Linked DNA regions of Mus musculus: all the other regions are linked to region 7. The links are chromatin loops, found by intact Hi-C in ENCODE. Cell type or tissue: heart. All regions are shown on one strand. Links, peaks and the distances in the headings refer to the core of each region. The heading gives the core; the rest is flanking DNA.

The links. A loop is a pair of places that touch in the nucleus more often than their neighbours do. Peaks named below come from ENCODE experiments on the same cell type or tissue, not always from the same donor. Only the 100,000 strongest peaks of a DNase experiment are listed, where the experiment ranks them.
Region 1: it touches region 7 in a loop (5-fold over the local background); 24 of 42 quality-filtered maps call a loop at or near these places.
Region 2: a loop joins it to region 7, with 2.7 times the contacts of the local background. A loop is called at or near these places in 21 of 42 quality-filtered maps.
Region 3: a loop joins it to region 7, with 2.4 times the contacts of the local background. A loop is called at or near these places in 6 of 42 quality-filtered maps.
Region 4: a loop joins it to region 7, with 2.5 times the contacts of the local background. A loop is called at or near these places in 17 of 42 quality-filtered maps.
Region 5: it touches region 7 in a loop (5-fold over the local background); 15 of 42 quality-filtered maps call a loop at or near these places.
Region 6: a loop joins it to region 7, with 5 times the contacts of the local background. A loop is called at or near these places in 23 of 42 quality-filtered maps.

Annotation. Positions count from the first base shown.
Region 1 is chr10:67,095,051-67,099,482 of GRCm38, reverse strand. It overlaps Reep3 (receptor accessory protein 3), which reads left to right and starts at 2,495. Exons shown (of 8, transcript NM_178606.5): 1 at 2,495-2,693. The coding sequence starts at 2,662. It also overlaps a transcript of Jmjd1c not described here. In heart, for the core only: a CTCF peak has its summit at 1,932; DNase peaks (open chromatin) are centred at 862, 2,352 and 3,102; H3K4me3 peaks cover 4,000 bases; H3K27ac peaks cover 3,103 bases.
Region 2 is chr10:67,208,099-67,212,530 of GRCm38, reverse strand. All of the region lies in intron 3 of Jmjd1c (jumonji domain containing 1C), which reads right to left. Among named protein-coding and RNA genes, the nearest start is that of Nrbf2, 75 kb to the left of the region's middle. In heart, for the core only: a CTCF peak has its summit at 2,435 (motif pointing right); no DNase peak of the experiment used is centred there.
Region 3 is chr10:67,254,726-67,259,157 of GRCm38, reverse strand. It overlaps Jmjd1c (jumonji domain containing 1C), which reads right to left. Exons shown (of 26, transcript NM_207221.3): 26 at 2,832-3,710. The coding sequence ends at 3,621. Among named protein-coding and RNA genes, the nearest start is that of Nrbf2, 28 kb to the left of the region's middle. In heart, for the core only: a CTCF peak has its summit at 2,663; no DNase peak of the experiment used is centred there.
Region 4 is chr10:66,850,908-66,855,339 of GRCm38, reverse strand. No RefSeq gene overlaps it. Among named protein-coding and RNA genes, the nearest start is that of Gm31416, 19 kb to the right of the region's middle. In heart, for the core only: a CTCF peak has its summit at 1,971 (motif pointing left); DNase peaks (open chromatin) are centred at 1,949, 2,499 and 3,299; H3K4me3 peaks cover 408 bases.
Region 5 is chr10:67,124,854-67,129,285 of GRCm38, reverse strand. Jmjd1c (jumonji domain containing 1C) reads right to left here and starts at 2,198. Exons shown (of 26, transcript NM_207221.3): 1 at 1,864-2,198. The coding sequence starts at 2,028. In heart, for the core only: no CTCF peak of the experiment used is centred there; DNase peaks (open chromatin) are centred at 2,045 and 2,655; H3K4me3 peaks cover 2,625 bases; H3K27ac peaks cover 1,371 bases.
Region 6 is chr10:67,215,183-67,219,614 of GRCm38, reverse strand. It overlaps Jmjd1c (jumonji domain containing 1C), which reads right to left. Exons shown (of 26, transcript NM_207221.3): 4 at 4,240-4,345; 5 at 2,508-2,632; 6 at 1,434-1,577; 7 at 1,146-1,338; 8 at 1-661. Among named protein-coding and RNA genes, the nearest start is that of Nrbf2, 68 kb to the left of the region's middle. In heart, for the core only: a CTCF peak has its summit at 2,565 (motif pointing right); no DNase peak of the experiment used is centred there.
Region 7 is chr10:66,906,872-66,911,303 of GRCm38, reverse strand. No RefSeq gene overlaps it. Among named protein-coding and RNA genes, the nearest start is that of 1110002J07Rik, 11 kb to the left of the region's middle. In heart, for the core only: a CTCF peak has its summit at 1,906 (motif pointing left); a DNase peak (open chromatin) is centred at 913; H3K4me3 peaks cover 347 bases; H3K27ac peaks cover 820 bases.

The sequences.
Region 1 (4,432 bases), core at 170-4,169, 190 kb before region 7:
CATATATCTAATAGCCATCAATTAGCAGATCTCAAGTATCTGAGGTCCAGTAACAAACAGCAAGCAGCCACCTCTAAAAGCTGGGCGCTTTCCACAAGAGGCTCCTCCTAGGATTGACCGACTCTTATGTAGGTCAATAGTTCTCAGCCGTATCAGTTTCCGAGTGGCCCTCCGGTTAACACGCTGCCATAATGAGACGCACCGAGCAACCCCCTTGTACAGGCAACTCCAAACAAATCCATCTATCTAGATAAACCAGTAAAGTGGAAAGGGGAAATAAAAATAAGTTACACAAAGGCCCGTCAGCATATGGATGCTGGGACAAAATGATTAGGAACTGGACGTGACTGCCTTGCAAACCTGCTGAGGACTCCATGTGACACAACTATCAAAAACGTCTAATCAAGTGGTGAACACAACCTTCCCTTCTCGTTTACACAACAGGAGTGTGCAGAGACAGAGACAAGAAACTTCAGTCACGGTTAAAACTGTGACTTTATAAAGTGGAAATTTCAGGCTCTGACGATGACAAATATCACAGGAATGACAAGCATGATCTTCCTAAACCAGGAAGGACACAGGAACAGTCTTTGTTCAGGATGTCCCCCACACAGCACAGAGTGCAGCATCCCCAGACCCATCCCCACCTGCTTGCTAGTGGTTAATGCCAGTCACAACAACGAAGAAAAGCAGCTTGCTAATTTTTAATTTTCCCCCTGGACTAACCAACTCACACCCAACTCAGGTATGACTCAAAAGTACTGGAGTTCAGCTCCATTACCTATGAACCATGGGGATCACTGGCTACAGAGTTAAGTTCTCTAAACCTCCGTTTCCATGGTACCAAGGAGAATCAACACTCCAGGGCTGTCTGGGGCGGCAGGATGACTCAACAACACTGTAGCAACCCAGGGTAGGTAGGTGGTTTACAACCCGTGGCTTTTTGAAATAGGAACAAGGGGGCTGTGTCCTGCAAACAATAACAAGAGCCATCACCTCTGCAAAACAGGCAGAAGAGACTAAATGCGGAGGGGTGAAAGGAGTCCAGAAACTTAAGGGATAAATTATGAGGGAGGGTGGGGGGCAGGGAATTGGGGGGGGGGGATTTAAGAGGTCAGAAAGGTAGAGAATGGGAAATAAAGCATCCAAGAAAAAGATGCAATTCAGTCAAGGGCACGAAAACACACCTTAGCTCAGGAAAGAGAGGAGGGGAAAGATATGTTAAGGATGAGGAACGAAAGGCTGTAAATAAAGACATTACAAGACCGCTCTGCCCATGGAAGGACATGAAAGGACAAGGAAGGTATGTGCCAGAAAAACTGCTGCTTAGAGGGCAAGCACATCTCCCCAGTAACGCTGAACAATGGTCAAACTAAATAAACCAGGACAAACGCAATCACCGCAGCCCCTGAAATAAAAACACACATTCTTAATGTAAATAAGCAAAAAAAAAAAAAAAAAAAGGAACGGAAGAGCAGAAAGCAGCGGAGGACTTCTCTTCCTGGTTCTGTGGAAGGAAACCCCGCAGGCCTCCACCTCCTCCACAGTGCTGGGATCACAAGAGCTCACCACCATCCCTCCCCTGCTGCTTTCTTTCATGGCCAAAATTCTTCTTAATTTATAGGCCTCATGAACTACAAGGCACTCATGGTAACCTATCCCTGTCCCTTGATACCATCCCAGGCAAATCCGACTCCTTCCTAAACACATTAATTAGCAATACCTTACATCATCCTTGAAAAGCAGGAGGTAAGCAAGAGTATTATTAGCCTCTTTTTATTATGGGGAAACTGGGGAACAAAAAGATTAAATTACAGTACGTCCCAAAATGAGCCATCATATTTTCTAGGACTTTAATTAAAGGCTCCAAACACCACATTACAGACATTATTCTTTCTAGCTTAGAGAACTTTTACTATTGCTTCCACCAGGGGACCAAGAAAAAAAAACACCTACAGTAACTTAAAAGGTCAGCTTAAAATTTTGGACAGTGTTAAGAGGTAACACACACGCGCGCGCGCGTGACGGAAAAAAAAAATAAGGACACTTGTAAACAGCACCACGGGTCGGAAATCCTGGGTCCACGTTTTAGGCTGTGGGGCAGGCAAGACAGACAGGAGTTGGCTGACGCTGATGGAAAAGGTGCCCCAAGGGGCCCAGAACAGCCTCGCCATCCCTGCAAACCCATCACTCCAAACGTGACCCCCGACGCTCTCCCTTGGCCCCTGCATTGCACCACGAGCCTCGCCGTGCCAACCCAGGCCTGTGGTAGGCCCTGGCTGCCGAGCCTCGGTGAGCACCGGAGCCGCACCTAGCCAGACACTTCACAATCCCGGCTTCCCCCGCCCCCGGCCTCGGCTCCCACGCGCTCTCACCGCCCGCCCGGAGTCCCCCGGCCCGGGGAAGCGAGGTGACCGCGCAGCTCGGTGGAGCGCAGCGCCCGCGGGGTCCCGGAGCCGCCGCCTATCAGCGGAGCGCAGGGGCGGGGCCGGCAGGGCCGGCGGGGCCGCGGGCGGGGGCGGACGGGCGGGGGACCGGGCTCCGGGCGGCTCCGGGCACCGCGCGCACACACCGGGCCGGCTCCCGAGGGCGCCAGCGCGGCCCCGGGGAGCGCGAGCGGGGAGCGCGCGGCCTGCGGTCAGCGGCCCATCGGCCGAAAAGATGGTGTCCTGGATGATCTCCCGAGCCGTGGTGTAAGTACGGGCGGGGAAGACGCTTGGGGCCCGGTTGCCGGAGCCAAGCTCACGGGCCGCGGCCTGCTCACCCGTGTCCCAGTCGCTGCGGGGCTCCGGGGCGGCGGCGGCGTTGGGAGCAGCAGGGCGCGGGCGAACGGACTGGCAGGCGGTGGGCTCTGCTCCGTGGAGCCGCTCCCCGGCGCGCGGCGGGCTCTGCTCGGCTTCTCCTCGGCCTCCCCTCCGCTCCTCGGCTACGCGGCAGGCGCTGCTCCGCTCCTCGGCTCCTCCGCTGCCCGGCGCTGCGCGCGGCGGGCTCTGCTCGGCTCCGCGGCGCGCTCCCGGCTGCGGCTCCCGCTCCCGCGGCCCGCGCTGCGCGGCACCGCCCTGCGCAGGCTCCGCCGACGCTGAGCGCGGGAGGCCGGCGGGACTCCGGATGCGCCCGAGCCTTTGTCACCAGGTCTACCGCGTTGCGGTGTCTGTCCGCGGCGCACGCCGCTTGGTCACGTGTAGGAGGAGGAGAGATCGGTGTCAGAGCCCGGGCTGCAGAGTCTTGCTCAGGGGTCCCGAGGTGACCTGGGAAAGAGCCTGCGCTAGAAAGGTCGGGCAAACGCTGACCGTGGAGGGCCGTGGGTGGGAAGAAATGTTTGCAATGGAGAAGGCGCAGGTGCCAGTCCCCTTTGTTCGGGTCATCTCCTCAGTTCACTGATTGTGATACAAACGAGAGCTGCGGATGGGGAGAGGAGGGGGGAAAAGTTGAGATGTGTTGTTTAATCTGCAAAGGTATTTGAATACAAGTTAAACCGGTTCTCTTCCCATCTTTCACCTTACCCTGTGCGCTCTAAAGCAAAGTCACCAAATAAAGGGCCATAAATTAGGTAAAGCCTGGGGGCGGGAATTCATTATTCATGTAGCAGTAGTGTCATCTGAGTACCTTAATGAAATGTTTATATGAGGTTAACAGGCCTCGCTGATTAGCTTATAATTTGAAGGGAGAAAATGACATTACTTGGGCATTATTATTTTCACTACGGAGAAGGAGCTAATTTTTTTTTAACTTGCTTTTATTTCGTTTGGAAGTGAGCTAGGTAACCTAGTTTGCAATGCATTCAAAATTTGCTCTTTCATAAAATGTCCTTTAAAGCCTCTGAACTTCTTGTATTCATCTTAAAGCCACAAATAAATAAAGTTATGCCACGGGTGCCTTCAAATTATGTTTTGCCTCTTCCAAGGCAGTCTTCGGGTTTCCACATAATCCAGGCATACTTTCTTAACCTACCAGAAGTCCCTCCACTATTTTGGCCTAGCCCCTCAAATTAAATGCCCCATTAAAAAAACTGGGTTTGTCTTTTGATCTCTTAGACCATTTTCAATGATGGAAAATTATGGAACACCTTGAGTTTGCATTCATCAAATAAGATTTTTATTTTTTTAATTGGTGAAAGGAAGTATGTTTAGTGCTACGCTACCTCCAATACAAAGGTCAGTACCACGTAGGAGATCTTAATGGGACACACATTTCACATCCACAGATATCTACTGTACAGGTCAGAATGTCAGGTCTTATGAGGGTTATACCTGGTGTAATACCCAGTGTTAGACAAGGAAGAAATTATCTGTGGTTGGAGCGTCATCAAAGAAGGCAAAAGAGATTACGTTCATAATAGACCTTGAGGAATGAACCCGATCTAGACCGCCAAAGAGGAAGAAGGAAAAGATTTCTGATAGGTGGACTGGTGTAAACCAGAGCTGGGGTAGAT
Region 2 (4,432 bases), core at 170-4,169, 300 kb before region 7:
AGTATGCTTTTCTTTATTATTTTTTTTTCTTTTTTAAAGATTTTATTTATCTATTATATATAAGTACACTGTCGCTGTCCCCAGACACTCCAGAAGAGGGAGTCAGATCCTGCCACGGATGGTTGTGAGCCACCATGTGGTTGCTGGGACCTGAACTCCGGACCTTCGGAAGAGCAGTCGGGTGCTCTTACCCACTGAGCCATCTCACCAGCCCCTTTATTATTTTTCCAACTAAAAAAGTTAATGTTCCACTTGAAAGAACTAGTTACTGAGTAAGTCTTGTTAGCAGTGTTTACTTAATCACAGGACTTTTAGACAGCAGCTGCTTGCCTGTATTATGGCAATTAACCCTCAATATACCACTGTAGTACCGAACACTATCTCCATTTTACACATGACAAAGCTAAGGCACACAGAGTGAGGAGATTTTTCCAACAGTCATATCTTTATATATAATAAATTTTATGTGCATGCATATATACAAACATACACACACAAATATAAAGCACACATGTATTTAATAGGCAACCAAATTACATTTTTTTAAACATTTTATGTATGTGTGTGCCAAAGTGGATGTCAGAGGGCAGCCTGAGGGAGTGACCTATCTATCATGGGGATGGGTAAAGGGAATCAAACTCATTTTATCAAGCACAGTGGCAAACCCTTTACTGCCTTTTATCTCAATACAATGTAAAATTAAGTAACTAATAGCACAAATCGATTTTCAGTCTTTATAGATTGCCATTTTGACACTTTATGCACCACTTGACACAGGTAAAAATAACTTTTAAAAATGTTCTAAAACTCAAAAGTGTCAGAGACAGACTGGCAGGTAAAAGTTTGCTATCCAGCCTGACAACCTGAATCCACATGGCAGGAGGGGCACAGGACTGTGCGTCCCTAGCCACGACCAAGGATAATCTCAGGGTCTCACACAGCTACTAAGATTGAGCCCCGCTCCGGCCAGCGAGTCTAGAGATTCCAGCAACAACTATGATGATGATTTGTTCCCCGAAACAGAAAATCATAAACCAAGTCCTTCTCCCCAAAGTGCCCAGCTGGAAAGGAAATGAGCAACAGTCACGCCAAGGCCTTTCTATAATGATCCTTCCTTCAATGATCCACGAGCACATAGAATCAAATGTGTCAAAACTCTGCTATGTTTCCAATAGCTTATTAGTAACATGGTCTCATAAAATGGGTTACAAATTTATAAATAAAATTTTAATTTATCAAACATAATATACCATTACCCTCAACAACTTTAGAAAAACAACTCAATAGCTTTATTTCCCTGTTCAATGATGTCTTCCTTCAAAGATAGTAGCAGTACAATGCAGTGTGGTGCGGGCCTTTTTTCAAAAGGTAAGAGGCAGAGGTATGCAGACTGCTGTAAACTGGAGGCTAGCCTACCTTACATAGAGTTTTAGACTAGCCAGGGCTATATAACAAGATCCTGTTTTGAAAATAAGGGAGACATAGAGGCAAGAAGTGAAAATAATCCACAGGTTTTTTTGTTGTTTTAGATAATTTTTAAAGTGAAATCCTTTGACAAGAAAATGTAAAGAACTATAATACTCCTGCATTTTGACAATTTGCAGTATCATTAGTAATAAGGCCTTCTCCATCCTCTGTTAAACCATACTATTTAAAACAACCAAATAAACAACAAAGCCAAGCCAGGAGTGGTGGGTAGTACACACTTTTAATCCTAGCACTCGGGGAGCCAGAACAGGGATACAATTTCAGAACAGTGTACAATTTCACTTTTGTCTCCATAGTGAGTTCTAGGACAGCCAGGAAAACACAAAGAGAAATCTTGCCTTTAAAAAAAAGAAAAAAGCTATTAAAAAATGTTTCCTTCTAAATTCACACAATTCTTTTTGATGTCCCAAATACTTGTGAACGTTTTTAAAAATCTAGAAAGCAATGAAGGAAAGTTACTTTCAAGCCATTTTTTGACATGGCGTGCAGGGAGCTGAGTCAGCTGCTTACAACATCTGCTAAACACAGTTTACCAACCGTGGCTTCCTCAACTAGGCCAGGGACTCCTGAATGCTTTCTAAGGTCATAACTGAAAATATTCAAGAACACCTTGGCTTAAAAGACAAACAATCCACAACAGGGGAGTCCAACCTAAGTAAAATGAAAGCAGTCTCCTAAAGCTTGCTGGGTATAAACTAACAGAGAGGGATATGGCTAGGTTATGTCAAGTTGACAAGACACTAGAGTGAGCTGAAAGGAGGGAACCTCAGCTGAAAAATGGCCCCATAAAAATCAGGCTGCAGCTAATCTTGTAGGGCATTTTCTATGTAAGGGACATTGTGGGTGGTGCCATCCCAAGACTGGTGGTCCTTGTTGCTAAAAGAAAGCAGGCTGAGCAAGCCATGGGGAAGTATGAGAGTAAGCAGCATCTCTCTGTGGTCTCTGCATCAGCTTCTGCCTCCAGGTGTCAGCCCTGCTGGAGTTCCTGTCCTGACTTCCTCTGATGATAAACAGTGCTGTGGAAGTGTAAGCCACATAAGCCCTTTCCTCCAAGTTTCTTTGGTCCTGGTATTTTGTTGTAGCAATAGGAAGTCTAGCTAAGTCGGATAGTATATACATAAAGTTTCGTCTATGACTTTCTGATTCTTACAGAACAAACCTCAAAGTTCTACTCTAGTTTTTATATGAAATGAACATTCAATTAAAATGTATTTATGTAACTTCTAAACTAATTCTCTACTACAGATTTCTGAACTATCTTTCTCTTTTATTCATGCTTCTATGGTAAGGACACACACCTGAGAAGTACTATACCATCCATTCCTCTAAAAATGAAGGGGAGGGTGGACGCTGAAGAGATAGCTTAGCAGTTATGAGCACTGGCTGTTCTTCCAGAGGTCCTGAGTTCAATTCCTAGCACCTATATGGTGACTCCTAATTGCCCATAACTCCAGGTTCACAGAATCTGGAGCCTTCTGGCCTGCATGAATATTAGGTGTGCATGTGGTACATACACATGTATACATGTAGGCAAAATACTTATGCACATAATATAAAAAGTCATCCTTAAAAAAATCTAGTTCAAATTAGAATGATTCCTGGGGTTAGTCATATTTGAGCTCAGGACCTCTGGGAGAATTTTGATAATATACATACATACATACATACATCTGCAAATACATGAGATATGTATTGTTACGAAAATAGCAATAATGAAGGTCTGCACACACCTCTAACCCCAGTACTTAGGAGGTGCAGGATAAATAAGCCACACTGGTCTAAACACACACTTGGGGGCGGGGGTGGGGACGAGACAGAGAACAAAGTAACAAACAGGGGATAGGGAACCTAAAATTAGTTTTATGGTAACAAAATACTTGAACAGCTCAATATTATTAAGGATGGCAGTATGCATGCTGTACTTGACAATGATATTCAACATTTAATTTCTACTGTTAAAGTGATGTTTAGTATACGTAAGAATTCCTGGTTTTAAAAACAAAACGGGGAGCGAGGTATGGTGGTGTATACCTTTAATCCCAGCACTAGGAACATAAAAAGGGCAATTATCTCTCTGAGCTTTGAGGCTAGCCAGCATGGTCTACATTAAATTCTAGGCCAAACAGGGGCAACAACGAGACGCTGTCTTTTTGTTGTTTGTTTAAGAAGTATTGAGTTGTGAAGGCATTAAAATGTTTGCTACCATTTTCTAGGAAGGCAGGGTATTTGGGCTCAGAATGTACTTAGTGGTAGAGGTGCGCATGCTAGCAATTAAAAGGACATGTATGCAGTCTCTAGCGCAGAGGGAAACTTGTTCTCTAACAACACTTAGTTTTAAATTTTACTCAAACTGTAATTCTTCTATAAATAGAGTTACACATGAGTATGTTTCTAAACGTAATTTAAGCTTTTACAGATACTCATAGGAGTCGTTACTATTGATTACTATGTTAGGATGCAATCATAATTCAATTAGTACCTTTTTTTACTTTCTTTTCACAACCTCTTGTGCTATCAAAGCTACAATCTGACACTTTTAAAACATTCTCCTTCGACTTCTTATATCCCACTGTATGAGAGACTGAATTAGAGAGTTTGTCTAATTATGTTTGAAATGGCCTCTCGGGGCTGGAGAGATGGCTCAGTGGTTAAGAGCACTGACCACTCTTACAAAGGTCCTGAGTGCAAAGCCCAGCAACCACATGTTGGCTCACAACCATCCCTAATGAGATCTGATTGCACTCTTCTGGTGTGTCTGAAGACAGCTACAGTGTACTTACATATAATAATAAATAAATCTTTAAAAAAAAAAGGCCTCTCTGCTTGTGTTAGTACATTTACTATCAATGCAGTTTCCCCCCACAGGATTTTGAAACCTAGTGACGATCGATTACTATGACAGGGGGTGACATCACATACAAGCCAGCATTCCTGCCAAGAACAT
Region 3 (4,432 bases), core at 182-4,181, 350 kb before region 7:
GTCCTGAGTTCACTTCCCAGCAACCACATGGTGGCTTACAACCATCTCTAATGGGATCTGATGTCCTCTTTTGGTGTCTGAAGACAGCTACAATATACTCATATAAATAAATCTTAAAAAAAAAAAATTGGGCAGTGGTGGCGCCTTTAATCCCAGCACTTGTGAGGCAGAAGCAGGTGGATTTCTGAGCTTGAGGCCAGCCTGGTCTATAGAGTGAGTTCCAGGACAGCCTGGGCTATACAGAGAAACCCTGTCTGGGGACGGGGGGGGGGGGGTGGGGGGGTGGGGTGGGGTGGGGTAGACTTATGTCCATCCACTCGTTTTGAAAGAGCCCATATGGAGGTCTAAGGATGGTGACTTCCACATGTACTACTGGTGTGCTTCTATGAATGCCTCCTGACCTTGATGCTTCTCAAACTATTCTACATAGTTCATTTATCTCTGGCAGGCTTTTGTGTGGTGAGGGTATTGCACGCGTGCATGCTTTCAAATGTTTGCCGAGACAAGAAGAGGACACTGGATATATTCATATTCCTTTGAGGCAGGGCTGATACCTGAACATGGGACGTGTTTTGTGTTGCGGTGTGTCACATTCTCAGCCCACTTTGTGTGTGTGCGGTAAAGCAAAAACACAATGGGAAAGGCTTTGTAAATAACAAGTCTTAGCTTTTTAAAATTGGGGGCTTCAACAAAAGATGCTGAAAAGATGTTGCCTTTTACTTTGGTCCAATCGTTATGTGCTCTGACATCTTAATTTTCTGAACTTAAAGTCTGTTTATTAGAAACACCTATATAACTATATACATAACTAAAATGTAACTCAGAAATATGATTCAACAGTGGAACTTGTTTTCTGGAAAAAAAATAGTCCTATTGTATCAAATTTATTTTACTTTATTATGGCTAATATTCTGAAAAGAATGTTTAAGCTATTTTAAATTCTTGTGCTTTTCCCCCAAAAGGATATTAAAAAAATATGATCTTATATTAACTTTATAGTCCTTGTTCATAAATTTTGCCTTTAAAAAAATGTGTGTGTGTGTGTATGTACCTAAGTGCAGATATGTATGCATAGAGTCCAAAAGAGAGTGGAAGAGCCCTTGGAGTTAAGAGTTACAGATGGCCAGGAGCCTCATAAGTGGCTGAAACTCAAGCCAGTTCACTTCCTACTCTGCAGATCTGGGTGTAAAACTCTCAGCTCCTTTGGCGCCATGACTGCCCCCATGCTATCATACTTCCCACCATGATGATGATGGACTGAAACCAATTAAGTTTCCTTTCTAAGAGTTGACATAGTCATGATGTCTCTTCACAGCAAAGGAAAACCTAAGACACATGGGAAACGGACACGGTAAGACGTTTTCATAGGAGGAACAAGAGAGCAATCAAAGGGCTAGCGCTGGGACATGGTAAGTAAGTGCTGCTCCAGGGGCTGGGGAGATAGTTCTGTTGCTCCCGTTGCTGGGCAATTGCTACATAAATCCCACACATAAAAAGCCAAATGGTGGTGCATGTCTGTAATCTCAGTGCTGGGGAGATGGAAATAGGAAGATCCTTGAAGCTTACTGGTCAGTCAGTTAAAAAGCAATACCCAAGAACAGGTCTCAAAAAAAGGAAAAAAGAAAAGAAGTTGATGACTCTTGAGAACCAACTCCAGCGTGTGCGCTGACCTCCACCCACATGCACATAACACCCCCCCACCCCCACACACACACAAATCTTGCTCCAGTAGCCAGAAGAGAACCCCAAGCGCTGACTCTCCAGCCTTCCCAAGTCTACAAATGTGTTTGGTGATGTAAATGCTGTGTTCTCTCTGCCACGTTGAGAAGCTTTCGGTCACTAGCATGGACTACGCCCATTTCTTCAACTATGGCTAGAAGAAGCACTTTGCTCAGAAAGCCATTTTAGCCTGGCTTAATGTATCGCTTGCCTTCTGCCGTATTCAAATCCTTTTTTTCTTTTTTGGTTATTTCGAGACAGGGTTTCTCTGTGTAGCCCTGGCTGTCCTGAACTCACTGTGTAGGCCAGGAATGCACCTGCCTCTGCCTCCCAAGTGCTGGGATTAAAGGTGTGCATATCACCATTGCCAGGCTTCAAATCCATTTTTGTAGGACAGTTAAAAGGAGCCTCGGGTATAGCCAGAAGCAAGAGCTTTCTGGGAGAAAATACCACAAGGATTGTACTTCTCCAGGACCTTCGATCCGAAAGTAGAAATACCCAGAACTAATACAATGGCTTTAAACTTATTTCCTATCAAAATTTAATCAGACCAGGTCTGGTGGTGCATGCCTTTATTGCTAGCACTAAGGAGGCAGGAGCATCTCGGAGTCTGAGACCAGCCTGATGAAGTGCACAACAAGCTTCAGGAGAGCCAGGACACATGGCAAAGGCAGCTGAGGCACATCTGAAAGTGCACTAAGGGCACAGGCCACTTGGAACATGGTCTACAACATAACTTTCTCCTGGCAAGTGCTTAGCCTCCACCACCTCACTGGGTCTGTGTCAGGCAGTTATTAAAGTGAAGTGAGGTGCTCAGACTCCTGGCTGAAGCTTGCCTGGGATAGAAAGTGTGGCACAGCAGGCTGAGTGAAGCTAAGTGATACATCAAGTACAAAGTGGCTAACTTGGGTTACTCCTTCTCAACACCAGCAGGTGTCCACACAGAACCACAGACTTCAGTGGCAAAGGCTATCCAGGAGGGACAGTGATCAGCTACTGAAACTGAACAAACTTGGCAGAGCCAATGAGAGGCAGGGCTCCCAGTCACAGCCTGTGGCTGCAAGCTCCACTTTATCCCAGCAGTGTCAAACCAGAGAGGGAGAACTGTAACATCCAGCTTCTTGATAAAGTCTTTTAATGGAAAATGTAAAACCCCTTTCAACTGTAATGTACAAAGCCATATGTAACACTTGCACTTTAACAAAAGCAAGCCAATGTTTTAAAAAAATACATCCTTAAATGTATATATGTATATATTTACATAGCATATTAAGTTTAATATTTAGCTTTAAAACTTCACATAAATTTTACCAAAATGAGACAATTTTAAATAAATTACACCTTTTGAAAACGTTTAATTGTACAGTCAATAGCTTCAACAAAATATTGAAGTGTCTGAGTTTAGTATCTACTTTATGTACTTTGTATTTTACACATTTTACAATTATTTGGCAGTAATTTTCTGATTATGACGTGACTGCTGTGCAATCCAGCAATTTCCCAAACGCAGGCAACAGCTGGTGTGTCCTAGTCTCACAGTAACTGTCTCAATGTAGTGAAAAATATCAGTTATTTTATTAAACTGTACAACAGCACATTTACACTTGATCAACAATATAGCATAGATTTTTTTTTTTACCAAAAATAAATACATCATTTTAAATCTGGCATCTTCACAAACATCATATACACTATGATACAGGAACAGCTATATAGTACTGCTTTTAAATTTAGCTTGGTTTATAGCTAGCATTGAATCACAGGGGCTGTGGCATAATGCTATACTGGTATGGTGTCAGTAGCAAGTAATTACTACAAAGAGAATTTCTTGGCACTGATGGTTTAATGGAGCTTAAGTCAGACCTAGCGTCACTCAAGGGGCATCCCAGTTCCAACCGCAATTAGGTGTCTTCCATATCCTCTACTTCATCTTCATGCATCTTCAGAGCTCTCACCATTTCCTTGACTGCATGATACAAGATATTCTTAACCTAAAAGAGACATATTTACTGTCACTGAGCTGCTGCTAGATTAAAAACAACATCTTCTCTCTTTCTCTCTCTCTCTCTCTCTCTCTCTCTCTCACACACACACACACACACACACACACACACACACACGACTTCACTGTAGCCCAAGTGAGCCTCAAATTCAACAGCACTCATCTGGCAGCAGCCTCCTGAGTGCGGGGACTACAGAGCATGCACTATATGCCTGTTTAAAAAGCAAAATGATAGCTTTAATTTTAAGGGAATTGAGGAGCAAACGTAAGACAGGAAACATAAAAGCTCAAAGCAGAGCTGGAGAGATGGCTCAGTGGTTAAGAGCACAGACTGCTCATCCAGGTCTTGAGTTCAATTCCCAGCAGCCACATGGTGGCTCACAACCATCTGTAATGGGATGGAATCCGATGCCCTCTTCTGGTGTGTCTGACAGCTATAATGTACACATATAAATTAAGAAAAAAAAAAAAAAAAAGCTTAAAGCACCAAAATGCAGGATATTAGCACCCATCAGTGAATTCAGTGAGCCGAGCTGTCTTGACTATGGTTGTCCTAGTGTGCTAAGATAGAAACAGCTGCCTAAGCTGGAGTTCATATATCCTATTCTCTGAGTATAAAAATCAAACAATTTAATCCCAGCACTTGAGAGGCAGAGGCAGATGGATTTCTGAGCTCAAGGCCAGCCAGGGCTATACAGAAGAACTCTGTCT
Region 4 (4,432 bases), core at 187-4,186, 56 kb after region 7:
ACTCTGTAGACCAGGCCTTGAACTCTGCCTGTCTTTGCCTTTCAAGTGCTGGGATTAAAGGTATTCACCACCAGCCACTACAGTCAGTTTCAAGTATATTCTCGAAAGAACAGATTGACTTAAATTCTTTCATTGGGGTTTTGTTTTCTGATCACAGTCTTTTCTGAGACGTCTCTGAGTGTGTGAGCATGTGCATATGCATCTTCCTGCATCGGAGTGTACGATCACGTGGTTCTGTTTTCTCTGTTCTCTGCGGATACCCACCAGCATTAAAACCAAACCTTCCATTTCTCACTACTTCTGTGTCTCTGGGTTTGTTGCCGGCTCATTCTGATCTTTCATTTTCATCGTTTCAGTCTTTGTCTATTTCCAGCTGGGCACACTCTCCCTGGCCTAACCTCTTACTTCACCTAGACGGCAGCTTTTCAGTTCTCTGACAGGGTGGTGCTGCAGACAGCTCTCTGCATCCTCCACGGAGGGAATGGCTGACTGGCACTGCCCTGAACTCTTCGTAGAGAAGACCTATGACCATCTGTACAACGGGATTGTGTTAGTAGAGGGTTTTTTTTCTTTGTTTTGTTTTGTAAGGAGTGGGGTCTCAGTCCATGCTAAGCATAAAAGCTAGTTTCCATTCATGACGAATAACAACAACTTACCAGGCATGTGTCTATAAGATGTAGACACATCTTTCCACCCCCCCAACCAGAAAGGTAGTTACTGCAATTCCACTCTATAAAGGAAGATCATCACCAAGTTAGGAGGATTCTTGTAAAGTTACCCAGTCAGGATACTCCAACATACTATCTGAACCTACCGTTTTTTTGGGGTGTGTGTGTGTGTGTGGGTGCTTTCCAAGCCATTCCAAAGGGCTTTTCTCTGTGCCTAGACAATTCCAAAGGGCTTTTCTCTGTGCCTAGACAATAGGCGAGTAACTATTGCCACATTTCAAAGAGCATCGGTTCTTCAAAAATGATTTTTCAGCTATGCAAAAAGTGTCTGCAAAAGCAGACTCAGCCCTCATGCCCGAAACTATTTTAGGAGACGAGGACCTGTTGTTTATTGGGAGAAAAGCTGGTGCAGAATTTTGAAGGACTCTGTTGAAAATAGATGGATTTGTAAATTGTAGGCAGAGGAAGGACTCTTGTCTTTTTTTTTTTTTTTAAACAAGATTGAATTTTGCCTAACTCAAGGGAAAGCAATCTATACTTGATTAGTAGAGTGCAACATTATGCTTCACTTCCAGTAAAACTTAAGTGATTTGGTTAGCAAAGGATGTCTTTTAAGTTCTGCAAGAGCCAGAGCGTCAGGTGTAGTAGCTCAAAGAGTGCTTGCTGAGCATGCGAAAAGCCCTGGGTTCCATCCCCAGCACCACGCCACCAAGCGTTGTGGTGAAGCAGGTAATCCAAACTCTTGGAACACTTTGGAGGTGAAGGCAGGAGGATTAGAAATTCGGGGTCACTCTTGGAAGCTATCCCACAATACGTGAGACCTTGTTTTGAAAAAAAAAAAAACAGTAAAGTTGCATATGAGTTAATTAGTTATTACAACCTGAGGGTCAGGGGACAGAGGCTAAAGAGTTCTAGGAATCATGAAACTCAGATCAGATGTATGGGAGAAATGAGGAACGTGCTTATTAGCTGACGAACGTGCTTATTAGCTGGCATTTGAGACAGACACCCAGCATTATGTAAAGAGCAAAACCAACCAAATGAACAAAATAAAAATAGGGTGTAGAAATAAAGGGGTAAATAATAACGGGCGTTAGATGGATTGTCTTGCATTCTACCTACAGCTGTCCCTTCCACCTCCTAAGCTTCTGAGATCTGTGCTCTCGCACAGATGGCAGAAGCTTTACCCTGAAGATTTGACTTTGCTCTTTAGTTTGCTGTGCTCCCTAATCCGTTCCTTCCGTAAACGCCCATTTCGAAGCGCTTTCTAAATTTGGTTTGCGCGCCCCCTACTGGCAGACCTGATTATCATTCTCAATTGCATTTGAGCATTTCAGCGTTGCCCAAAAACCTCATGACATTTGCTAAGAACCAAGGAAACTTTGTCTTTCATTTGATACGCTTTTCGGACAGCCAGAGGCATCTGCCTACAATTTGCTTCGTGATTGTTCGTGATAACAACGCAATGCAGGGCAAATTAAAATGCACGCCTAGCAAAGCTGGTATTTTTTTTGGTAACTAACTGCTCTGTCTCCTTGAATAAAAGTGACCTCTCTTCCTACTTTCGAGATTTTTGTTTGTTTGTTTAAGGTTTGCTTAGTGCAAAATTTAAAGCAGATTAAAGAAAAAAACCAACCGACTATATTATAATTTATTTCACAACCTCCTCCGACTCTGTCTTCAGATGTTAGTCTGTAGCCGCACATGACAATGACTAAGACATCATCAGCTGGGCTGGGGTGCCAGGAGGAAGCAGTTTCTATTTCTGTCTCCATTTTTCTCCTCACTGTTTGAGTAGGTCACGGGTTGGTGTGTAGACAGCAACTCTCCTTTTGTGCCTGTCCTGGCAGCAATGAAGGCAAGCTAAAGAAGCCCTTGGGGTCCCCCCTTTGGCTATCAGACTGTTGAATCAATGGTCTTCAAGAAACTGGAATTTCCCCAGAAGTCTCATGCTGGGAAAAGGGAAGAGCTACGAGCCTGGTGCCCCTCAGAGGAGGGGTTTGCTTTCCTGAAAGAGATTTAACACAGTTTAAAAAAAAGATTCCTTTTGATGACTTCTTTATTTTATTTTATTTTATTTTATTTTATTTTATTTTATTTTATTTTATTTTTCATGTGCATTGATGTTTTGCTTGCATGACTTTTTGGTTGTATGAGGTCCCCTGCAACTGGAGGATCAGACAAACATAAACTGCCACATGGGTGCTGGGAATTGAACCAGGGACCTCTGGAAGAGCAGCCAGTACTTGTAATCTCTGAGCCATCTCTCCAGCCCCGAGATTTAACGCAGTTTGAGAGCTTATCAGATCACCTCCCAGGGCAGACTGCATCTGAGCTGATGGTGGCCTGGACCGGGTCTTGACCAGTATTGCTTGCCTCTAGCCCTTGATTTAAACAAACCTGGCTAGAACCTGTTTATCACTGTCTGTATTTACAGTCGGAACTGGGAATTGCTCTATTCTTTTTTGTCGCTCTATGCTATTTGAACACTAAGCTGACTGTTACCATCAGAAGTGAGTATCAGGCGATAGGGAAGTGGCTTAGTCAAGTGCTTGCCTTGCAAGCATGATGACCTGAGCTTGACCTCTAGAAGCAACGCATCCCCATGAAACTGGTATCTTCTGGGAATCTCATGATGGATGCTTGTAATCTCAGTACTAGGGACGTGGAGATAGCAAAAACCAGGCTGAGCTTTAGGCCAGGGAGAGACCCTGTGTAAAAAACAAGTGTGACTCCTGACAGACAAGTGACTGGGGGCTGTCCTCTGGACATTTGAACATTTATACACATGTACAAACACCCAACCACATGCAGTACACACATGTACACACACACTGGAACACACATGCACTCCTGTGCACATATGCATGTGCACACATATGCATGCATGCACACGCAAGCCCCAAAACACATGTGGACACACATACACATGCAGCACACACACATACAGGCACACACATGCATACATAGAATGAATGTCAGATGTCATGGTCTCCATCATTTTTCTCTTTTTCAAGGAATGTGGTTTCTTATTTGAATTTCATTTTTCTGCATAATAAAATATATTAAGTAAAGAAAGACCCCATAGCACATGCTTTCACCCCAGAATGCAAATGACCATTAGGCGTAGTTCATAAAAATGAATATAGCGGCAGATCCTGCTTCAGAATTATGTTCTTCTTCTTCTTTCATTCTTGGTTGCAAAATTGAAACTTTCACTACAAGCAAATAACTAAACCCAAACAATGGCTGGGGAGTTGCCTTAGCAGTTAAAACCGCTTGCTGCTCTTTCAGAGGGACCAAGCATGGTTCCTGCCACCCACATTCAGCACCTCATACAAGCCAGTAAGTCCGGCTCCAGGGGGTCTGATGCCCTCGTCTGGCCTCCTCAGGCACCTGTCCACCCACGGCAGTCACTTATACAGACACACATACATATGAAAGATAAAATAAATCTTTAGAAAGAATCCCCCAAACCTCAAGGGAGTTGGAAAGATGACTCAGCACTTGAGATCATTTGTTGCTCTTGGGCTCAGTTCCCAGCACCCACATAGTGGCTTGCTCATGCACATAAAATAAATAATTCTAAAAAACAAGACAAAGAAAAAAAAAAAACAAAACAAAAGCAAAATAAAACTCAAAGGATAATGTAACAATAAAACAGTTGTAATAATTAATGTGTTTATAAAAAGATAAAAAGAGGAAGGAATATGTTTTGGTGGAGGTGTAGTCAGGTGTGGGGGAAGGGGGTGCCTCTGTGGGCC
Region 5 (4,432 bases), core at 235-4,234, 220 kb before region 7:
GCACCTCAAAAATCCAAGACAGGTTCAGTGGTACATGCTCCCTACAATCCCTGCTATTTGAGAGGCTGGGTCATAAAGCACTTGAGTACAGAAGTTCAAGACTAGCCTGGACAACAAGGCAAAAGTTCATCTTAGAAAATCTTACTTCTGTCATCCCCAAGAAATACTATACAGAAGTCACAGTGTTTATAGAAGACAATTCCCCTCCCATAGCAATACAATAGGCACACCATAAGGAAAGCCAACTGAGCATTTTGTAGCTGAACGTAAAATTACACTAATACCGGTGCTAAAGCGTTCTACATTTCATAGGTTCAAATAATATGTAAGGAACCCTTGGAAAAAGTATAAAAACTGAAATACAGTAACAAATCACTTGCCAAATTGTTGAAAGAAACAACTCACACTGTTTAAGTTCAGCATGGATTTTTTTTTCCATTAAAACTTATATAAAATGAAATGTTGATATATTAAGGTATATGAACCAATAATCAAGAGGAATGTTTAATGTATGTAAACAACCTGTCACTTCCCGAAACTCCCTTCTCTCTTTTCCAATCAACTGCTGTGAGCCACAGCATATACATAACTACATATAGAGAGAGAGTCTTGATTGTGACCCCAGCAGGCCTGGAACTTGACATCTTCCCACACCACACCCACGATTTTGGATTACACCCATTCAAAGCAGTGACTGCCTGACAATTGTTACTTCTAAGCAACCACCTTATTATCTTGCTATTTGGAAAAATAAGGGAGGTGGGCAACTGGAATATGTTTGTTCCCTCTGTATCCCTTTCTTTCCAACAGACCTTTCAAAAACAGTTTCAGAACTTGACTGTCTCCAATACTATCTAATCTAATTTCCTAATTCTCACGTATATAGGAACACAGTACATAATTCTGTTCCGTGTTTGCTTTAGTGTCTAAGCCATTACCCAGGCATCCTCCACGTAAAATCTTCAATTTTCATATCAAAGCGGAAAGAGAAATGAGTTCCGGCATCTTTACACAAACACAAAGCAACGGCTTTGTGAAGCTATCACAAGTAAGCATTAAGATGAGTAAAGTTTAAGGGTTCTTTTTTTCCTTTAGCACAAAGAACTGCCATGCGGAGTTTTGTCAATTGTCTCTATTTTTAATTCCTCTTATAAGTATTCACAACTAAGCCTATTTTACACGGTTAAACTAATAATACAGTGCGTGGGGAACTATGGAATTGATAGCAGGTAGGAATGGTTTGCAAGAACACACTCGAAACTTCCAACAACCATATCAAAATGGTGACTATTTTTGCATTTTATGGTGGATTTGATCTAAATGCAAAGGGGGAATATCTTAATATTCCCTACCCCCACTCTACTTACTCAACTCTATCTCCAGTCTACTCACTCAATCCCATTCCCTTATGAGAATGCGCTTGTGACCAAAAGAATGTATCCTGGCACGAAATCATAAATACACATTTATTCTCCTGAAAGGTAACACTGACAGTGTCCTATGTAACTGATAAATGTAGGGGAGGCTACTTAGAAGTACTAAATGCCGTTCAAACCCCTAATTTACACTATCTCTAGCCTTCGTGAAGCCATATAAGACTCAGGAGCCGGAGTTCCCTAAAGCACTGTCCGTTTCTAACAAACAAAATACAAAATGATGGAGAAAGGGAGAAATAATTTCGACTAGCCCTCGTACCAAAAACATTTCTATCGTTTCCGGCTGGAAAGCCAAACGCAGGATGGTTTTGCCCGGCAGAGTCGGGCCATAGCAGCCAGCGCTCCCCTTGCCGGGCCCGCCCGCCCCACCTGCCGCCCGCCCGCCCCGCGCAGAGGGGCGTGCCACATGCTGCCCGCCAGCTCTCACCGCCAGGTCCGGGTGGCCGCGGTCGCGGTGGGACACGGCTCGGATGACCCCCGCCCGCCAGCCGCGCCCGCAGCCGCTCTGCCCGCGCTCCGGACGCGCGTCCTCGCCGGCCGCCACGCACAGGAACCGCTTCCCCACCAGCTCGGGCCGCGTCTCCACCGCCATGGCCGCCACTGCGCCGGGGACGAGCGCAGCCCGCTCCTACCGGCCGCCCATGCCGAGGAGCCGACCGCAGGCGAGGCGGCCCGCGAGCGAGAGCGCCCCTGCACGCTCGACGACCCGGAGCCGCGCCGCCCACGACCTCACGCGCGGCCCACAGGCAAACTGACAGGAATGAGCGCGCGGCCGCTCAGGCGGCCGGTACCCCTCCGCCCCTCCGGCCGCGCCGCGTGTCCTTCCGCGGGCGGGGGAGTGGGGGTCGGCGTCGGCGGGCGCGCCAAGTAGTGCCGCCCACGGACTGCGCTGCGGCCTCGAGAGGTGGCCGCCGAGGGACAGCAGCCAGGCTGCTTCTGCCGCTCCGTCTGCGCCCCCTCGGAGGGGCGAGTGCGGGGACGGGGCTCGGCTCCCACGCGCGGTCGCAGAGCCAACTCCCGGAGGTCCGCATGTCAGGAGCGACGGCCGTGCGAACACATAGCGCCGTCGTCAAGGAGCCCGGATCCCCGCGCGGCCCCGGGCGAGCCGCGCCGCCCACCCCACCGCGCCCCCTCGGCGGCCCGCGGCTCTAAACCAGCATTCCTCCCGGCGGCAATTCTAATTCCGTGTTGGAGCAGTTCGGAGATTTACACCTCGTGCCGCCTTCTTACAGGAACGCTAGACACTCCACCGCGAGCTGTTACCGACATCCTTAAATTTCACAAACTGTCTCAGAGCCAACCCGAGTACTCCGCGTACTAGAACATAGGTAATAAAACGGAAAGCTCCAGAGTCAGTTACTGGAAAAGACCACGGAAAGAAAAGAATCTTAGCCAATCACACTTGAAGAAAATAAATGATGGTTTTACTTCCCGTCCAATCACAACAGGACTTTATAACCCAGACAAAGACAGCTAGGAATTCCTCTTCTGATCGCTCCTCAGTTCTCACAGGCAAGTCTCTCTTTCAAGATAGCAGTGAGAAGTTTGACGACCGCTATGCTTGTATTTTAAAGATCTGTGAAAACGGGAATCAAAATTCAATCTGCCGTTTTCCAGGGATTATCATCTTCAAAAATTCATCTAATCCTATAAAAATCTTTTCCTCCCCCCCATGCTTTCTGAAAACCCTTACAATAGCACTGAGTGCTTACAATAAATACAAAAGACATATCTGTAGACCATTTAAACTAAACTGTTAAAGCTACAGACAGACAGTGGCGGTGGGAGAGTTGGAAACTCTCAAAGTCAGTTGAATAGATCAGCTCAGGGCTGAAGAGATGGCTCTGCGGTTAAGACTGCTCTCCCAGAGGTCCTGAGTTCAATTCCCAGCAACCACATGGTGGCTCACAACCATCTATAATGGGCATCTGATGCTAGGAAAACTGCACAAATCTGCATGCTGTCGGCTCTGGATTCCTTCATTCCCACCTAAGGTTAGTAAGCCCAATAAAACAAGCCACTGAAAGAGTGCAGCACATATAAAGATGTTTAAACGGAGTCTCATATTCAAATACCAACCATCAGTGATCTCCCTGCTTTATAACTTGCAGCACAAAGTAATCATTAAAGGAAATTGGGGCTGGGGACAGACGGTGCTGCTGGGTGGCAAAGCACTTGCCTACTTGGTGGGAAGGTCTGGGTTGGGGTCCCAGTGTGGGTGAAGTCTTTTTGTTGTTGTTTCTCTTTTATTTTTTAAAGAAGACTGCTTAATCCCCAACTGTCAATGACACCATACTACTACAAGGAAAACAGTCCATTAAAAAGCATGTAAAGACAACGAAAGCAACACTCTGGAGAGAAACAGCTTTCCCAGGCCACAGATCCCCACAGCAGCATTTCTTACTAGCTAATCATGGGGCTTATCTGAGCGCACGCTCTTGCTTTTCTCAAGTGTATGCCACCACAGGCAGCTTTAATACATTTAATGTACTTGAGAATTACAGCTCAAATTTTCTCCTACAACCCCAATACTACAGCCGACATTTAGGTTTTATGCTAGTCTACCTTGAGAAACTTGATTTTTTTTTTTTCCCCAAAAGAATAGACCTTAAAAGTTTTTGTATTGTTTTGTTTTTCAATTTCTTTGCTGGCGTTTTGTTTTGTTTTAAGGAGTAGGTATATTGTTTAATTTTACTAGCAAATCCTAACTATAAATAATATGGAATTAAAAGTGTTAACATGAGATTTCAAACCTTGGATTCAGTCGTCATGGGTCACACGCCCACCTAGCAGAGGAGCCTGCAGGCTTGTCTGTGAGGGTTAACCTAGATTAGAGGTGTTAGGCCATCTTTTCTGTAGGCAGAGGAGCCCACCGACTAGGGAGGGAGGGAGGAACACTCATTTCCTGAGCCTGACTGTGGGTGCCTGATGTTCCTGGCATTCTTGCCATCATGCCCTCCCTACACCATGGACTGTGTAGCCATGACTGTGGGATG
Region 6 (4,432 bases), core at 137-4,136, 310 kb before region 7:
TCTTGCTTTGCTGTTTCTAGGTATTTAGCATTTGAATGTTTGGAATCACTAACATTTGGATCCATGTTCTCAGGTGTCTGGAGGCCAAAAGTATTTAAATTTTCCTGAGCCGCCCTCTCAGAATGAGTGTCGTTCTTGATATCCGTAACACATTTGGGTGTCGGTGTTCTGGACACTAACCTGTCCTTTGGTAATAATTCCACTGTGCGTTGGTTTTCCACATTGCATTCTTGAAGGACTGAATCATTAGAATTGTGGTCAGCAACTGTGGCTTGCTCAGATGAACGGAGAGTCATTTTGTCTTGAAGGTGGCTGTCCGTGGACTTGGGCTTCTCCCCTTCGTTGTGGTTTTTATCTTCCTGCATCTGGTCCCAGGGAGGCCGAGTATCTATCAGGGTCTCTTCTCCTGCCTCTTCAGCAGCCTGGGACTGTCCCTCCTCTCCATTTACCTTTGAGGTGACTTTATTTTTCGGTTCATACTCTGGCATTGGTTCAGAGGAGGAAGTCTCAGTCACTCTCTTGCTGGAGCTCTCTGCGTCACTGCTCTCGGAGGCGTCAGAGGCATTGTCTGTCCGGAGCCTTTTCATGCTCAGCCTCTTCTCGGCCTCCTCAGGTTTCCGCCGTTTTGTCACCACGTGCTTGTTCTTACCTTTAGGATTTTCTGTGACATAAAAAATTAAGATTTTAATTTTCACAATCTATAAGCATATTTTAATGCTTTTTTATTTATAGACATGCCCTTAAAAAAAAAAAGCAGGTCTAGCTATGCAGGATGAGGCATGCCTCTAACTAATGCCATTGTCACTCAACACACAGATCTCTGAGTCTGACACTAGCCAGCCAGTCAATTCCAGGATAGCCAAGGAGTGTTCAGTGAGACACTGTCTGTCTGTCTGTCTCTGTCTCTCTCTCTCAAAAGCAACTCTTAAAAAGTGGGCCTAAGGGGGCTGGTAAGATGGCTCAGCAGTTGAGAGCCCCCGACTGCTCTTCCAAAGGTCCTTAGTTCAAATCCCAGCAACCACATGGTGGCTCACAACCATCCGTAACAAGATCTGACTCCCTCTTCTGGTGTGTCTGAAGACAGCTACAGTGTACTTACATGTAATAAATAAATAAATCTTTAAAAAAAAAAAAAGTGGGCCTACCTCCTCGTGATACACAATCATATTTATCTTCCTTCATCTTCTCTTCATCGGGTATGCTGCTATCTGAACCCTTCCTCTTATTTGGACGAATACTTCTTTGTTGCTGTTGCTGGTGTGTGTTCTGTTTTGGTACAGCAGCTTGAGAGTTCATTGCTGGTCTGGGACTATTTGCTTGAGCACGTGTATAATGACCCTAAAAATAAATCAACAATGATTATATTACTATTTGATTTTGAATAACCTAAGGAAAAGTATTTTATTAAAATGCATTACTAATAACATACATACGTGAACAGTGCTGATATTTTGACTGGCACGAGACCTTCGCCGTGATGTAATGCCAATATTTTCACCTTTTAACAAAGAGTGAACGACATCATCTAGAAAGGTCATTTGAACCATAGAAGGATCGACATTCTGTGGTTCTAGTACCTAATCCATGACATAAAACAAACATTAAATCTAACAAACTGACCAGCATAACATTAGTACAATTTCTTTACTCAACTATTTACAAATAAGTTTGGGAATTCAAATTTGTACAATACCACCTGCTTACATAACCAATTTTAATTACAAAAGACAAAATTACCTTTTCCCTTTTGCATTCACTGTAATTCTTAAAAGAGAATTTTAATAATTAAATGTGGTGTGAGAACTATGCTTGTTTTGAAAGAGTTCAGTAATGAAAAGAAACTACCTAGGAGATATTTATTATTGGAGAGAAAAAAAACCTCAAGTTTTAAGGGGGGGGGGGCGCTAATCAATTAGGGACTGACTTGTGTGTGTACTGGAATGAATATGACATCACTATCACTTCCTGACCTAAAGTGGCCCCAGTGTAACATCAAATACATTTAAATTTATTAGGTTTATATGATTAGAGACCTGTATCGGGGCTGGCTATAGCCAGACAGATGGCTCAGTAGGCAAAGGCCTGCAGACCCACATCCTGAAGTGAGACCTAAAACTTATTCTAAGACCTCCATAGGTGTGCTGTGACAGTCACACTATAAACATGTATATATGTATATACACACAAATAAAAAAATAGTAAAATATAATATTGTCAGGTGGTAGATGCCTTTAATCCCAGTGCTCAGGAGGCAGAGGCAGACAGATCTCTGTGAACTCAAGGCCAACCTGGTCTGCAGAGCCAGTTCTAGGACAGTCAGGACTGTTACATACAAAAAATTTGTCTTGGGAATACATTATTTATCTTGTAAAAATATCCTTTTCAAAGGATCACTTGTGAGGCTGGGGCTGGGGCTGGAAGTAACATGCACTCAGCACATGGAAGGCGTGCTTAGGATGTGCAAAACCCTGGGTGTGAACCCCAGCACCAAAACTGTAACTATTTACCTGATCATTCATAACGATCATGGTGCGGGTGAAGAGATCATGATGAGTAATTATGCCAGTAAACCACTGGGTGGCAGAATCTTGTCTATAGACTCTCACTCTGTATCCATTTAATGAATAAGGACCTTAAAAAAACAAAAACAAAAACAAAAAACAAAACAAAAAACAAAAACAAAAGAAAAAAGAAAACAAAACACAAGGGATTTCTTAAATGAAGACATTCCCACTTAGGAATACTTAGGAATTACCTTTTAAAAGCAACGAAGCTCTGTGACAGATGAGAAATACACAATGTCGATTTTAAAAATGTCTTAGAAGAGAAGTATCTTAGCTCAGAATGCAAAGGTATTATAGACACTGCTACACATAGAGTAGTTTTGCAATAATAAATTAGGAAGAGAACAGGATACAATGTAAAGCCATAGTGTTCTAAAATGTGGTACAGAAGTAAAACTAGTTAAGTTTGGGAAAATGAGCTCATGTCTGAAATGAGAAAGTAATTTATAATTTGGTTTATGGGACGGACAGGAAGGAGAAGCTAAGTCTGAAAGCACAACCACCTTACAACCACACTGAAGCCAGCCTCATGTGACTTTGCCAAAGAAGGAACGGGGTCAGGGAAAGTAAAGCTGAACACATCACATCATCACCACATCACATTTTCTGCATCTCCAGACTTTGAAAGAATACTTTTAAAATCTCTTTAAATGACATTATTAAGGACATGTAATTTGGAACCTCCATTTTCACGTCTGATATTAAGAAACTGTCCCCCAAACCAGTCTAGATAACAAGAGGATATTCAATTTATTGTTTTAAAAAATGTACAGAATAAGTTGATAACTTCTAGACAGGAAAGGATTCTGAGGTTTGATAGTTGTTGGGTAGGAGAAAGTTGCAGGAAGTCCCAATTTATTTGTTTTTGTTTGTTTGTTTACTAAGAATTGTTTAATAACTAGATGATCTGCTGCTGTGCACATAAAAAAGAAGTTACACCTTCAAGATCAGTGCTTACTGATACTTAATGACATGAATGGTTTTGTCTCATTTTTGTTTTTTGAGAGAGCGTCTCACTATATAGCGCTAGTTATCCTGGAACTCAACTTGTAAGACCAGGCTGGCCTTAAACTCATTCTGAAGTGATGGAATTAAAACTGGCATGAATTTCAAAGGCTGAGATAAATTAACAAACTTAACAAACTGTATTCTTTGCATCCAACAGCGTATCAACAGTTTAAGTCTTATGTCTTAGTTTCAATTCAACTTCACAGAAACCTTATATTTACCATATGATCTTACTACTATTAAAACAAATTACTTGGAATTATAAAGCTGGTCTGATTTGAAAATCACATGTTCTAGACAACCCTGTAACTAACTAAACAAAGGAAACAAAACCGAAGCTAGTGTCATAGTAACTGCTGTAGAAAGTAGAGGGACACATTGGATACCAGCTGCTGCTTCAAAGGACCTCAATTATGACTGGGGGCAACCCTCCACTGCAAACAATGCTTCTTTTCCTAGAAAGAACATACCTTGAACAGTCTACATTATGGAAATTTCCCTATCAACAAAACAACTGTGAAGCTATAATTCCATGCATAATAAATTATAAACTTTATCAAAATGTTTATTTACAATTTGCCAATTATTTTCTGGCAGACTACATGCAATTAAAACTATTAGAGTGGATAAAACTGAGGACTAAAAAAAAAAGTTTCAAAATAGATACCTTGCATAAAAATCTCCTGGACCTTCTGTTCCTTCACCCAGACTTTCACTTCCGCGTGCAGCTGTGGGTTGTCCCTGAGTACGGGCTTTAAGCTGTCTATGTCGTCCTGAAATTATAAACAAAAAGAGAAGGCCTCATCACACTTTGCTAACAATAGTACTATAACTTGCTGTTTTCTACATTCTAAGCACAT
Region 7 (4,432 bases), core at 347-4,346:
CGCTAGGCGGACAGTCTCCAGCTCTGGTAGCTGCTGGACTGAGGAGTCCTCCAGTTTGCAGTTTCCACCTGCAGTGGGGCTGAATATCCTGTTCCAGAAGCCCTTTGTCTACTTGGGCGCTTTAGTATTCCTGTCTCCGAACCCAGCGGTGGGAGACAAGGGGACATTCTCAGAGTCCCTTCTCAGGAGCACACTGGTCACTGACTGCAAGGTAACCATGAATGAACACTATCTTTCTCTGCTTTTTCTTTCAACCCCCCCCCCCTTGGCTTTCTCCAACAGCAAAATGATTTTGAGTTGTTTGGGGGCAGAGTAGGCTGGGAACTTTCTTGAGAAACGTATTATCTTTTTTTTTCATATATAGGTAAGACATTAGCTTTTTTTTTCTTTTAAAGATTTTGGTTTTATATTATTTATATGAACACATTCACATTATAGCTGTCTTCAGACACACCAGAAGAGGACATTGGATGCCGTGACAGATGGATGTGAACCACCGGGTGGTTGCAGGGAGTTGAACTCAGGACCTCTGGCAGAGCAGTCTCTCTAGCCCCTGAAAACTATTATCTTACTGCATAAGTCTAAGCTTCAAACATAGCCGCTCCTTCTCTGTGTCTGTCTCTGACTTGGCTGTAGCAAAGGTCAGGTTCCTTAGGAGGTTCAGTGACAATAACCAGAACACAGTGAATGGATGGCAGTGTGTGCGAATGGTTCAAGGTTTCAGCTGTGCTAATATGGCTGCGTGCTTGTCTCGGGGGAGTTTCCTCAGTCGATAAATAAGAGTGATTTTGCCATGATAGGGGTGAAGGTTCACTGACTTCAGATCCTGAAGGCTGTGTTCTAGTTTATTCTCTGCGAGGGTGTCCTCTCTGTCAACAGTAAGGACCAATTCCTGTTGACCCCGTTTGCCTCTTTATCTGTGGACCTTGGTTCTCTTGGCTGTGGTCCACGCTTCTGTCCTTACTACGTGTTAACATAGTGCAGGGTACCTCAGAGACAAGGACCTTAAAGAAAAAATACTCAATATCGGAAACTTCTGTCGAAACGTTACTACCACTACTCCGTGTATACGAATTCATTTAAAAAACTCATTTATTTCTGATGGTGCTAATGAGATACAGTTCAAGCTAGAAATAGGATTTAAACCTACCCAACCTAGTTCCAAGGCCTGTATGCTTAATTATTAAGCTAGATGACCTCTTATAGTCGGGACTAGTCGGGAGGAAAGAAAGGAGACATGACCTGTAGTTGTAGGTGACCTTTTGTCCTTTGATCAATCTTTAAAAATTGAAATGAATGTGCCTCAAATTAAAGATTATGAATCGGCGGGATGAATGCTTATAAAATGTGATCAATATATTTCTAATTATTAAATTATTATCATTATTACTATATGTGTGAATGTGTATGAGAGAGAGAGAAACATATTTATGGTTTATTTTGTGTGTATGCATGTGTGTGTGTGAGAGAGACAGAGACAGAGACAGAGACAGAGAGAGAGAGAGTGAGTTTTATGTTTATGGTGTATGTGCCAAGGCACGAAAGTGGTCAGAGGACAGCTTTGCTAAGTCGGTTCTCTACTTACACATTTACGTAGGTTCCAGAGATCAAACTCAGGTTGCTAAGCTGTGCAGCAGATGCTCACTGGACCATCTCACACTGGCCCTAGGCTATCAATATTTAAGATAAATAACGAATACATTAGAACTCACCTTTTTTTTTTCCCCCAAAATGACCTTTGGTCCCCAAATCAATCTGTGAAATGTAATTTTAATTCTCGAACAGAAATAGTAATTTAAAATTTAATGTCAACTAAGCAACTAAGACTTTCTTTGGCTTTTATTCAGTGACGCTTCTTGAAAGTACTTCAGCAGGCTAAGTGAATGATCGCACAATACAACTTTATTGCCATCTAGTGGCAATGTGGAGCATTGCAGAAGCGCCTGCAGAAATGCTGAGTTTTGCGCCCCCCCCCCCTCCTCCCCAATTCTTGGCAGCCACCTTCTTTGTCTCTATCAACATTAACCGGTTCTCTCGGGTGGCACCTCTTGACTCCCTTACCAGCCGCTTTGGCTGTACATTATGTTACTAATTTGATTTAGAACAGATTATTTCTTTAGATTTCTCATTTTGAAGGCACCATTTATCTTGAGAGTCCTCTCGGGGAACTTGCAAGACTCCTCATCTAAGAGACAAGTCTCTCAATGTGCAAATGGATGAAAGGTCTGTTGTCTGAGTTCCAGATGATCAATGTGGGAAGACACCCCGTGACATATGATTAAATTATTATGAGATTCTTTAGAGTCAGAGGAAAAAGAAGAATAATATATCAAATATGTCTTAGGTGTTGCTCTGGGGTCACACTGTCTCAGCATGTAGCAGCATGAACAGAAAACGTTTATTGTCTCACACAGTCTATGACTCCAGAGTTTCTAGATTCAAAGCCAGGCTGGGTCACCTGTCCAAAACAGACCCATTAAGAGAGTCAAGCAACATTGAAAAGCTGAGATTTAGTCACTGTGGCCACGTGGGGAAGAGGAACAAGCCAAGAGAAGGCCCACTTGACCTCCAAGCCTGTCTTTGTCCTGATGTGAACTTTAGGTTTAAGTAGAGAAAGCCTTGAGGTATAGGGCTCTCTGGAGTTGGCCTGACGCGTTGTCAGAAGTGTGTGAAATCTCTTCTTGCAGCAGCAAATTCCTCTTCTGGATGTCATAGCAGATTTTAGGTTTTCTCTCCCTCCAACATGGGATTCCTAGGAGTCTCCTGTCTTAATAATTGTCTGATACCAGCCCCTGCTTCCGGGCCAGGTCTCACTCTGTATCTCTGGCTGGTCTAGAACTCTATACATGGCCTAGACTGGCCTTGAAACTCATGCAGATCAACCTGTCTCTCCCTCATGAGTGCCGGAATAAAATGTGTGGGCCAGCACACTCCCGCAAGTGTCTCCCTTTTAAAGAACCATCTATCAGACCAGTTACATGGGGCCCAGGAACCTGGCATGGCTGGGTGTTCTGTCTCAGAGTTCTTCATTCAAGTGTAACATGGGGCTGCATTGTCTCAGAACTCTACAGGGTAGGAGGATGTGTTGCTAGGCTCACATAGAAGGCAGGTTTGGGGGTCTTGTTTGCTGCTGTCTAGATTCTCTGTCTCTCAGCATGTCAGCCCCTTCCTTGGACCCTCCAGAGCAACAGAGATCTGGGCCACTGTGATAAGGAACAACCCCAGGCTTGTCACAGACGGCTCGGTTTTAAGGCTGGTTACTACACCGCTGTCAAGCTTTATCAAACAGTAGCAGTTTGCACTGTTTGACAGCTTCAAGACAGAGGAACTGAAGGGACATGCCTTTCTCTTCAAGGCTTTGTTCAGCCTTGCCATGGCGACTGTCCTTACTCAGTCTTGAGGGTGATCTCTCTGGTTGCTCACATTTACCTGTAATATCACCTGCAGTGTCAGCTGCTTCCAGAACAGATTAATCAGGAGAGGTGCGGGGGGGGGGGGGCGGGGAGGATTGGATCAGTCTGGATAGATAGGAAGCCCTGTTCTGCTTTGTCTGTCTATCTATCTATCTATCTATCTATCTATCTATCTATCATCTATCTATCTATCTATCAATCACCTATCTACTTATGATCTATCACATCTATCATATCTATCTATGTATCACCTATCTATGATCTATCTATCTATCATCATCTATCACCTATCTGTCTATCTACCTATTTATCTATCTATCCACCCATCTGTCTATCATTTATCTGTCTGTTTACCTATTTATCCATCCATCCATCCACATCCATCCTTCCATCCATCCATCCACATCCATCCTTCCACCCATCCATCCACCCATCCACTCATCCATCATCTATTTATCCTATTTATTGCATGGGTATGTGTGATTGTGTCTGTGTCATAGCATGTGGAGGTTGGGTCTCTCCTGCTGCCTTATGGGATCCAGAATCAAATTCAGGTTATCAGGGTTCGACTTAACACCTCTACTCTCTAAGTCTTGTTCCCACTCCCAACCCTTAAGTCTTAAAGTAACCTCACATATAGTTCAAGTCTCCCTCCGCGCCCTCTTCTCCCCTCCCCGTGATATAGAATCTCACCTGAGGGCCAGAAAAATGGATCTGAAGAATAGTATACAGAGGACTTGAAAACAATAAGCTTAAAATTGTTTTAATCTCTAACCAGAGCCAAAGAGCACGGCATTAGGAGGATGTCACTCATTATCTGGTTGTTGTCCACTCCTCTGTTTTGATGTCAAGTCTTATGTATCGCAAGCTCGTCTTGGACTCACTATGAAGCTAAGGAAGACCTTGAACTTCTGATCCTCCTGCCTGTACCTCTCTAGTGCTGGCATTCGAGGTGTGCACCACCATGCCTGGTTCTGTAATGCTTGGGATTGAAGCCAGGATGTGGTGTGCGCTAGGCA